2 separate regions of the Homo sapiens genome follow, and region 1 is linked to region 2. The links are chromatin contacts, found by Hi-C or POLR2A ChIA-PET in ENCODE. All regions are on one chromosome and are shown on one strand. The core of a region is the stretch at or near the end of the contact, and the rest is flanking DNA. Distances in the headings are between cores, read along the strand shown. Region 1 holds the start of KHDC4 (KH domain containing 4, pre-mRNA splicing factor). Region 2 holds the start of GATAD2B (GATA zinc finger domain containing 2B).

What was found. A loop is a pair of places that touch in the nucleus more often than their neighbours do. ChIA-PET counts read pairs that join two places held with the same protein, here RNA polymerase II (POLR2A). Pooled maps may share reads with other maps.
Region 1: a loop to region 2 is called in a map of CD8-positive, alpha-beta T cell, with 8 times the contacts of the local background. The contact joins the promoter of KHDC4 here to the promoter of GATAD2B in region 2. A Hi-C loop is called at or near these places in 2 of 168 maps with a recorded cell type or tissue (CD8-positive, alpha-beta T cell and naive thymus-derived CD4-positive, alpha-beta T cell) and 6 of 50 pooled maps. POLR2A ChIA-PET finds 5 or more read pairs at or near these places in 1 of 52 experiments (activated B cell).

The regions. Positions count from the first base shown.
Region 1 is chr1:155,932,656-155,937,498 of GRCh38, forward strand. KHDC4 (KH domain containing 4, pre-mRNA splicing factor) reads right to left here and starts at 1,758. Exons shown (of 14, transcript NM_014949.4): 1 at 1,681-1,758; 2 at 978-1,194. The coding sequence starts at 1,718. It overlaps LOC107985207 (a long non-coding RNA gene), which reads left to right and starts at 1,813. Exons shown (of 2, transcript XR_001738244.2): 1 at 1,813-1,894; 2 at 2,593-3,600. RefSeq lists enhancers at 1,264-2,463, 1,319-1,885, 1,425-1,734, 1,835-1,994.
Region 2 is chr1:153,920,140-153,924,919 of GRCh38, forward strand. GATAD2B (GATA zinc finger domain containing 2B) reads right to left here and starts at 2,833. Exons shown (of 11, transcript NM_020699.4): 1 at 2,594-2,833. LOC101928059 (a long non-coding RNA gene) reads left to right here and starts at 3,234. Exons shown (of 4, transcript XR_922160.3): 1 at 3,234-3,823. RefSeq lists silencers at 2,617-2,936, 3,614-3,908 and an enhancer at 3,067-3,306.

The DNA.
Region 1 (4,843 bases), core at 508-3,007, 2.0 Mb after region 2:
TCACACAATCTTTGCAAACAATAGGCTGCGCCTGGTGGCTCATACTTGTAATCCCAGCACTTTGGGAGGCAGAGATGAGCTTGGTCAACATGGTGAAACCCTGTCTACTAAAAACACAAAAAAAAATTAGCCGGGCATGGTGGCATGCACCTGTAATCCCAGCTACTCGGGAGGCTGAGGCAGCAGAATCAGAATCACTTGAACCCAGGAGACAGAGGTTGTAGTGAGCCGAGATCACCCCACTACTGCACTTCAGGCTGGTGACAGAGTGAGACTCTATCAAAATAAATAAATAAATAAATAAAACCCTACAGGTTCTAATTAGAGATGACACTATGGGGCTCACTTGATTTACCTGAACTCCTCTGACTTCAGGGAAAAAGCACATATATTAAAAACATGTTATGTTGCTTTAAATGACTATGGAAATACAGCTTAAGCTGAACTAAGTGAACAAGGACAAGACAAGGTATTTGGTCCATAAATGTAATCAGCCCAATCAAAAACGCCTCGTAAATATGTATTTGTAACAAAATGTGTTCTGGAACATTCCAAAACTAAATGATCTCTCAACTACTATATCCATTTATCCTTTACTAACACAAATTATTATGCGATTACAGGATTACAAACAACTTTTTTTTTTTTTTTTTGAGACGGAGTCTCATTGGGTCGCCCAGGCTAGAGTGCACTGGCACAATCTCGGCTCACTGCAACCTCCGCCTCCCGGGTTCAAGCAGTTCTGCCTCAGCCTCCTGAGTAGCTGATTACAGGCGCGTGCCACCATGCCCGACTAATTTTTGTATTTTCAGTAGAGACGGGGTTTCACCATGTTGGTCAGGCTGGTCTCAAACTCCTGACCTTGTGATCCACCCGCCTCGGCCTCCCAAAGTGCTGGGATTACAGGCGTAAGCCACCGCGCCCGGCAAAACAACTATTAAATTCGCAATTAGTGGAGACCCTTCAACTTCAAATACCTTCTCAGAAGCATTCTGAGTTGGTTTCAGCTTCCCTTTTGCCATGAGCATGGCATTAATCTTGGCAGCCACAGCAGCAGCAGCATCCAAGGCTCCTGAAGGAGCAGCTGTGGTGCCCCCAGGACTTCCCCCACTGCTGGTGACCTCCCCACCTGGGGCCGCTGGCGGGAGGAAGAGAAGTGGGGCTGGAGCTGGTTGGTCCCATTTGCTGCGGCGCCTACATGGAGAAAAAGGAAAACATTAGGCCCCAAAGCTTTCGTGTATGTTATTCTTTCCTTACTACGCCTTAGCACCCCATTTTCCCTCTATTATATTCCATTTACACCTCCGAATCACCTTCCAAATCTAAAACTCCCCTCTCCTTAAACAATTATTGCTTATTTAACAAACCCCCACTTTCAACCCTTCCCCAAAATCTTTCGTTTCTACTGTCACCTATATCGAAAGACTCCACTCTATCCTACACGCTCTAGTTTACGCCTTCCCCTTGGCTCGCCCTTCCAAAAGTCCCCGTTTGCCTCCTCCCTCGGATCCCCGCCGGCCCTTTAAGGGCCCCAGGCCTGCTCAAGATCCTTCTCCCCAAACGTCCAGCCCTTTACTTCCCACTTAAGGACCCTTCCACCCTATACGCAGCTTCTCAGGGTCCCTCCGCCTCTCCTGCGCCCCAGTGCTCGCTCCGATGCCCTCGCCCCTGAAGCCGTACCCGCCAGCTCCAGGATGTGTCGCGCTCCCCGCGGACATGGCGACCGCTTCTACTCAACCACCCGCCAACTATCCGACTACCACCTCTCGTCACTTCCGCCCCCAACGTTCTTACGCACAGCCTCTTCCGGTCGTGGGGCCGAGCGGTTCCGGTGAAAATGTCGATTCCGATTGGACTCTCGATGATTTAAAGGCATCTGGCGTTTCTGAGGCAGGTAGGGTGTGATCTTCCGGGTTGCGCCTTAACCTTAAGAAAGATGGCTGCTGTGCCTACTATAAATGCGGAATCGGGGCTAGCTGAATCCATCTTTATCGTGGGCATGTTGTTAGACTAGAAGACAATATGCATGAGTCAGGAGATTAAACAGGTTTCTCCTCAAATTCCGCTACGTTTGTGTTGAGTCCTAGTTTCTGTCTGGGGAGACAGCCTTCCCGCGGCTTTTGCCCGTTTCACGTTTCTGTTACTTAGGAAAAGGAAAAGGATTCGTTGCAAAGATCATTTGGAGAATTTCTCTGTTTGTTTGCTTCATTTCTGTGCACCAAGCAGGGAATATAAAAATAAAAAGATGAATAAGCCGCAGGCCCTGCCATTCTGGTACTCTCAATGTGGCAAGGCAGGTACGCAGGCAAATATGTATGATAGAGTTGTATATTAAGCAAAGGTCGAAGAAGATAAGCTGCTCATCTTGCTGGAGCGTTTAAGAATGGGACGCTAAAAAGCCGGTTGAGTACTGGAGAGGCGATCAAGCATAGGTTATGGAGCACCCTGTTCTGGCATCTGTGTACTTAACGGTTGAGCTGGCTGGAGTGGGAGGCCAGAAGATGAAAGGCCTTGAATGCTATGCTGAGGAGTTTGAGTTGATTCTGTAGGCTAAAGGTTTCTTTTTTTTTTTTTTTTTTTTTTTTGAGACAGTTTCGCTCCGTCACCCAGGCTGAAGTGCAATGACGCGATCTCGGCTAACCACTCTCCGCCTCCCGGGTTCAAACGATTCTCCTGCCTTAGCCTCCCAAGTAGCTGGGATCACAGGTGCCCGCCACCACGCCCAGCTAATTTTTTGTTGTTGTTGTTTTGTATTTTTAGTAGAGACACAGTTTAGCCATGTTGGCCAGCCTGGTCTCAAACTCCTGACCTCAGGTGATCCACCCGCCTCGGCCTCCCGAAGTGGTAGGATTACAGGCGTGAGCCACCGCGCCCTGCCGAGGCTAAAGGTTTCTAACCTTTAGGATGTCTTGGAGCTTCAATGAGTCTCCTGATCCTCCCACCTCAGCCTCTGAAGTAGCTGGGACTACAAGCACGGGCCACCACACCTGGCTTTTTTTTTTTTTTTTTAAGAGACCGGGGTGGTAGGGGGTGCGGGGGTGGGGGGTGTCTTACTATTTTGCCTAGGCTGGTCTCAAACTCCTGGGCTCAACCGATCCTACCACCTCGGCCTCCCCAAAGTGCCCCTTTTCCTCTTCTCCCCAAAACACAATGCTGTTGGGATTCTGATTGAAATTACATTATTTATTATATTTGTCATTTTAAAAAATTTGTGATGTAACTCCTATGCCATAAATTTACCCTTTTTAAAGAGTAAATTTAAGTGCACAATTCAGTGTTTTTTAGTGTGTCCACAAGATTGTGCCACAATCATCATTATCTAATTCCAGATTATTTTCATCACCCCAAAAAGAAACCCCTCACCTGTTAACAGTCACTTCACATTTCTCTTGCCCCGCAAGACATGGGCTACCACTAATCTACTGTTTCTCTGGATTTACCTATTTTACACATTTTATATAAATGGAATTATACAATGTGTGACCTTTTGTATCTGGCTTCTTTCACTTACAGTGTTTTCAAAGTTTATTCATGTTGTAGCATATGTCAGAACTTCATTTTTTTATCACTGAATAAACTTCATTCTTTTTTATCACTGAATTTCTTTTCCATTGGATGTATAGACCACAATTTATCCATTCATCCATTGATTAACATTTGAGTTGTTTCCACCTCTTGGGTATTGTAAGTAGTGCTGCTGTGAACATTCACAAGTATTTAAGTATCTGTTTTTAATTCTTTAGGGTTTACATGTAGAAGCAGAATTGCTAGGTCATATGGACATCTTGTTTAACTTTTGTGGAACTGCCAAACCAACTGGCTACACTATTTTACATGCCCACCAGCAATGTACCAGGGTTCCTATTACTCCACATCATCCCCGACCCTTGATATTTTCAATTTTTTAAAAATCTTTTTTCTTTTTACTTTCCTTAGTCTTTCCTGTGTCGTATCTTTTTTTTTTTTTTTGCCTTGTTAAAGAACCTAGCTTTTAGTTTTATTCATCAATTCCATATTAATTTTTTTTTTTTGAGATGAAGTTTCACTCTTGTTGCCCAGGCTGGAGTGCAGTGGCGTGATCTTGTCTCACTGCAACCTCCACCTCCCGGGTTCAAGTGATTCTCCTGCCTCAGCCACCTGAGTAGCTGGGATTACAGGTGCGTGCCACCACACCCAACTAATTATTTGTATTTTTAGTAGAGATGGGGTTTCACCATGTTGACCAGGCTGGTCTCCAACTCCTGACTTCAGATGATTTGTCGGCCTTGGCCTCCCAAAGTGCTGGGATTACAGGCGTGAGCCACCACACCCAGCCTTCCTTTTGGGAAAATTTATATTGTTTTCCTCCCTTACTTTTTTTTTTTTTTTTTTTTTTTTTTGAGTCTCACTCTGTTGCCCAGGCTGGAGTGCAGTGGCGCGATCTCGGCACACTGCAAGCTCCGCCTCCTGGGTTCACGCCATTCTCCTGCCTCAGCCTCCCAAGTAGCTGGGACTACATACAGGTGCCTGCCACCACGCCCGGCTAATTTTTTGTATTTTTAGTAGAGACAGGGTTTCACTGTGTTAGCCAGGATGGTCTCGATCTCCTGACTTCATGATCCGCCTGCCTCAGCCTCCCAAAGTGCTGGGAATACAGGCATGAGCCACTGCGCCCGGCCCCCCTTATTTTCTTAAGTTAAATGTTTAGTTCACTTATTTATAATTCTTTTTTTTTTTTTTGAGATGGAGTTTCACTCTTGTTGCCCAGGCTCGAGTGCAATGGTGCTATCTCAGCTCTCTGCAACCTTCACCTCCCAGGTTCAAGTGATTCTCCTGCCTCAGCTTCCTGAGTAGCTGGGATTAC
Region 2 (4,780 bases), core at 1,583-4,082:
GTGGGTGGGGGAGGAAAGGAAGAAGAATCAGTAAATTGAAACAGGAGGAATGCTTTACATGCAACACACAAGACTCACTGCTTAAAGGTGAGATGAATTCAGAGGTCTCAACACATGATTAGGATACCTTCACTGACACAATGGTCCCCAAAATTCAACCTGGAGGTCCAGCCTTGCCCGTCTGGCAAAAAAAGGGGAGAAGGGGGCAAAACCCCAAAATGGGGGACAGCATACAAGCTTTTGAAAGTACTTTAAGGTTGTGAGGCTCAGAACAAATTCCTCACACTTCCCTCTGCCACCACCCTGTGGCCCTATGCTAAGCACAGCAGTAAAAGTTACTGCCAGAATTTAGATTTGAAGGGCTGATCAGGGAACCTGGTTAACACTGTTCCTAGAAAAGTATTTGAGTGCAGCCTATATTCAGACCCTACTGGGACTGCCTCTAAACAGGAAGTTAACACACATCACATACGGTCAGGGAAGGCAAACCACAGTGTCATAAAGATGGATGCTGCTGTCAACTACAAATCACTCTCACCTCATGGAGAGTGTTCTCAAGTAAGGAATAATAGGCAGGACAAAAGTCTGTAAGCCTCACCTCTACTCAAACTGGGTCACTCAGCCTATAGATTCAGCCTTCTGATTCCTGCTGATTAGTACTTTTCTACCTTGTTCCATGATGACTATCACTGCCACTGGACTAAAAAAACTCTATTCCCCTAAAAAGTGAAGACAGCCTTACCATCAACTAGTTATTCATATAAGCTATCTGCTTATATGAATCCGATCCTTGACCCAGTCCATTCCCAAATGGCCAGGGACTAGATATCCGTCACAAAAAAAGCAGCACGATCCAACAAGTGTGGGCCTTCCCTCAAAATATACTGAACTCCTCCATAGCACCTCCAGAAGTGGCCTCCTTCCCAACTAAGTACTGACAGAAATACTACTCTAGGACAATACTTGAAAGGCTGCTCCAGCACCAAAATAAGAATCCAAGTTATCAGACTGCAAGGAAGAGTTCAGGTCAGCATACCAAATGAAAAGCAATAAAGTTAGCACTAAACTCCCAAACAGGATAATCACCAACAACATATAGGCACCATGCTGCTGCCAGAAAACATCAAAGTCATCTGTGCTAGGAGGGGAAGGAGACTAGATGGCTGGAGGACAGAGATGGGAAGGAAGCTTACTTTTCACTTTGTACAACCACATGCATGCTTTTCTACTCAAAATATAAATTTTTAGAAAAAATGTCCTAAAAACTACAAAAGCATCAGCTCTTCTCCAACACAGATCTGTTAAACCTGTTTTAATTCCATCAGCTACAAATCCAAATCCCTCTTTTGCAGTCTGGCCTGAAAACACTGCTCTTGCCCTTTGCTGAAATATATTAAGTATCCTTCGCCTCTGCTGAAATGTATTAAGTATCCCCCCATCTCTCTCTCTCTCTTACACACACACACACGCACACACACACGCCCCCCAAATAAGCATTTATCAGAAATGAGAAAACTGGTTCTCAGGAGGCTACCTGATTTTCCAGGGGACAACAGAGAAAAGGTTGCTAGCTAGCTCAGTTAGCATCCACATGCCACCCACCACCAAGCCTCCATCTCCACCTCACTGCCAGCCCTATGAGCTAACATCTTGTGTTTGGAAGTTGATGCTGGGGAAGAATCCAAAGAGGCTACCATACCTTTATGAAACGGGAAAGCTGTACCGGGCGCGCGAATGGCACCTGAACCTCTGCACTCGCATGAGTGGCTCGCTCCTCAATGTAATTGAGAGCAGGGAGGCCAAAAGTACTCTAAGTCCCGGTGTGGTTAGGGAAGGGTAAGTTCCACCGACCCTCAGGAACTGAACTGGAAGACAGATCCAGTGTGTCCCACAAGCCCAGTCGCTGTAGAAGCTAAGTGCCCACATAGCCTGAGACAATTCTCTTCCCCTACGGGAGGGCGAGCGAACGGTGGACGACGAAATAAAGGGGTAAGGTTATGCGCTCCTGATCCCTTTCCCTAAATAAAGATAATTATCTGGTGCTTCCTTTACCCTTAGATTCCCCATTCGTCCCATCCGCCCGCAAACACAAGACTGAGCAGGGAGCGGCCCCCGCACCCTGAGGGCACCACTGGGGGTGGAGAGAGTTAAAAAAAAAAAGGGGGGGGCGCGCTAGAGAGGAAAGGAGGGGAGCATGGCGGGCATGAGGCAGGGAGTGAAAGCGGGGATGGCGGGGGAAACGGGGCGTGAGGGAGGGGAGAAAGAGTACAAGGAGACGAAATGAAGGGACACGAGCTGGGGGCGCGCGAGGCCGAAGTGAAAGACCGGGTCGCGCGCGCCAAGGGGGGAGAGGATGAGGTGAAGAAGGAGCGCGAGGCGGGGGCGCGCCGTGCCGGGGTGGGGGGAGGGGGACGCAAGGCGGGGGCGCGCGGGCGGGCGTCGGCTCGCGGGCGCTTCCCCTCCCCCCGCCCCTCCACCTTTCCCTTCCCCCACCTCCGCCACCACTGCCTCCTCCCAGCCTCCTTCCCTTCCTCGCTCCTCACCGCCCCCGGGCGGGCGGGCGGCCAGGCTGGCCTAGGCCAAAGCTCCTCACCTGGCGGTGGCGGTGTAACTCCCGGCTAGCTCGCCTCCTCAGGCGGCGGCGGAGGCGTCGAAAAAGGAAGAGGCGACGGCACAGGGGATCCAGACCCTGCTGACGGGACTAGGGACGGGGGTAGGGGAGGGGGGCGGGCCGGACCGGGGCGGGCGGGCGGAGCAGACACTGCGGTACAGACGGGGGCAGCGGCGGCGGCGACGGCTGCACCGGCGGCGGCGGCACCACACAAACAAGGACGCTGATTGGGCAGCTGCCAAGCGCCTCGGCTCCGCCTTACCCACACGCCACGACGCCCATTGGGCGACCTAAGCCGGCCACCCCGCCCTCATCTTCTCGGCCATGCCAGTAGAAGACTAGATGCCGGGACTTCACCCCACCCTTGAAGAATGAGTGGCCGGAGAAGTGATGATTGGCGTGCTTAAAACCCAATCATAAACGGAGGAGGGGGGATGGTCTAGCGGGGGCGCGTTAATGGGTACCTCTGCCAGTCCCAGACACATCCGGGTCTTCGACAGCCCATTAAGTGTCGGGGGTCAAAAAATCGCTTCAGGCTGCAACTTTACCTTAGAGACGTTTTGGTCCCCAGGCAGCCGCCGTACCCCAGTCTCTCCAAACCGGGATTCCCCTTTGGCCATCTCTCATTCTTTCAATTCTAAAGATGGAGACTGGCGAACGGCGATGGGGTCTGCGGTGGGCGGTGTTTCGTCGCGACAGACTCTAGGAAATTTCACGATAGAACTAGCTTTAGGCGCTTGAGCCTTGCCGTCTTTTTGGGGTGTGGCCTGTCTCCGTCTGCCAAAGGCTTTGAGCTTCCTGGTGTTCATCGTACCTCCGCTTGGTCCTGTCGTGACTAAACCACGACAGCAGGAAAAAAAAAAAAGCAGCTAGCCAAGTTGCTGAGGAATTACGGTGTGCAGAGCCCTCGCAGCTCCTTCTCTTGGGAACTCCTGGTCTGGTTAGGTTCTCAGCGAGGAAACAGCCTCCCACCCCGCCCGATTCCACCTAATTAACTCAAGGGCCAGCTCCTTTTGCTGGCCTCCCTGCTTCCACGGAGCAGTTAGGCCCGCCTAAACTCAGCGAGCGTTTCTGGAGCACCTTGAGGATAGGGACCAAGTAACAGAGTCCGGGTGTTAAGGTTATGATAGTAGTTAACGTTTTTGGAAAGAGACTGTGTCAGGCTCTGTGCTAAGAACTTTACATGAAGTATTTATTCCTCATGACTGTGAGGTAGGTACTGTTATCCCTACTTTACAAATGAGGAAAATTAGGATCAAAAAATTTGTCCAGTTACACGTTAAGTGGTAGAGCTGAAATTTGAACCCAAGTAGATGAGGAAACTAAGGCTCAGAGAGGTTAAGTAACTTGCCAAAGGTCAGACCGCTAGTTAGTGACTAAGCAGTGGTTTAAACCCAGAAACAACTGGTTCCACAGGCATTTTGTTATTGTTGTTTTCTCACTGTGTCTCCCAGGCTGGAGTGCAGTGGTACAATCTCAGTTCCTGCAACCTCCGCCTCCCAGGTTCAAACGATCCTCCTGCCTCAACAGCCTCCCGAGTAGCTGGGATTACAGGCGCGCGGCTAATTTTTGTGTTTTTAGTAGAGACGGGGTTTCGCCATGTTGGCCAGGCTGGTCTCGAACTCCTGACCTCAGGTGATCCTCCTGCCTCAGCCTCCCAAAGTGCTGGGATTACAGGTGTGTGAGCCACCACGCCAGCCTCCACAGGTATTTGAACATGTTTTTTAAATTATTTAAAAGTCATGCTGTGCAATGGAAATGAAATTATAATGGAGGACATGGCAACTTAAAGCCGTAGGTAGATCCTACACAAACACAGACGCACCCATTTTTTTTTTCTTTTTTTTCTTTGAGACAGTCTCCCTCTGTCGCCCAGGCTGGAGTGCAGTGGCGTGATCTCAGCTGCCTGCAATCTCCACCACCCAGGCTCAAGCCATCTTTCCACCTCAGCCTCCCAAGTAGCTGGCATTACAGGCGCACGTGACCACGCCCGGCTGATTTTTGTATTTTTGGTAAAGACAGGGTTTCACTATGTTTCCCAGGCTGGTCTCATAAATTCCTGGCCTCAAGTGATCCACCCGCCTTGGCGTCCCAAAGTGGTGGGATTACAGGCGTGAACAACCGCGCCCACCGCAGCCCCCACTTTATTTATTTTTTAAATTAGCGATG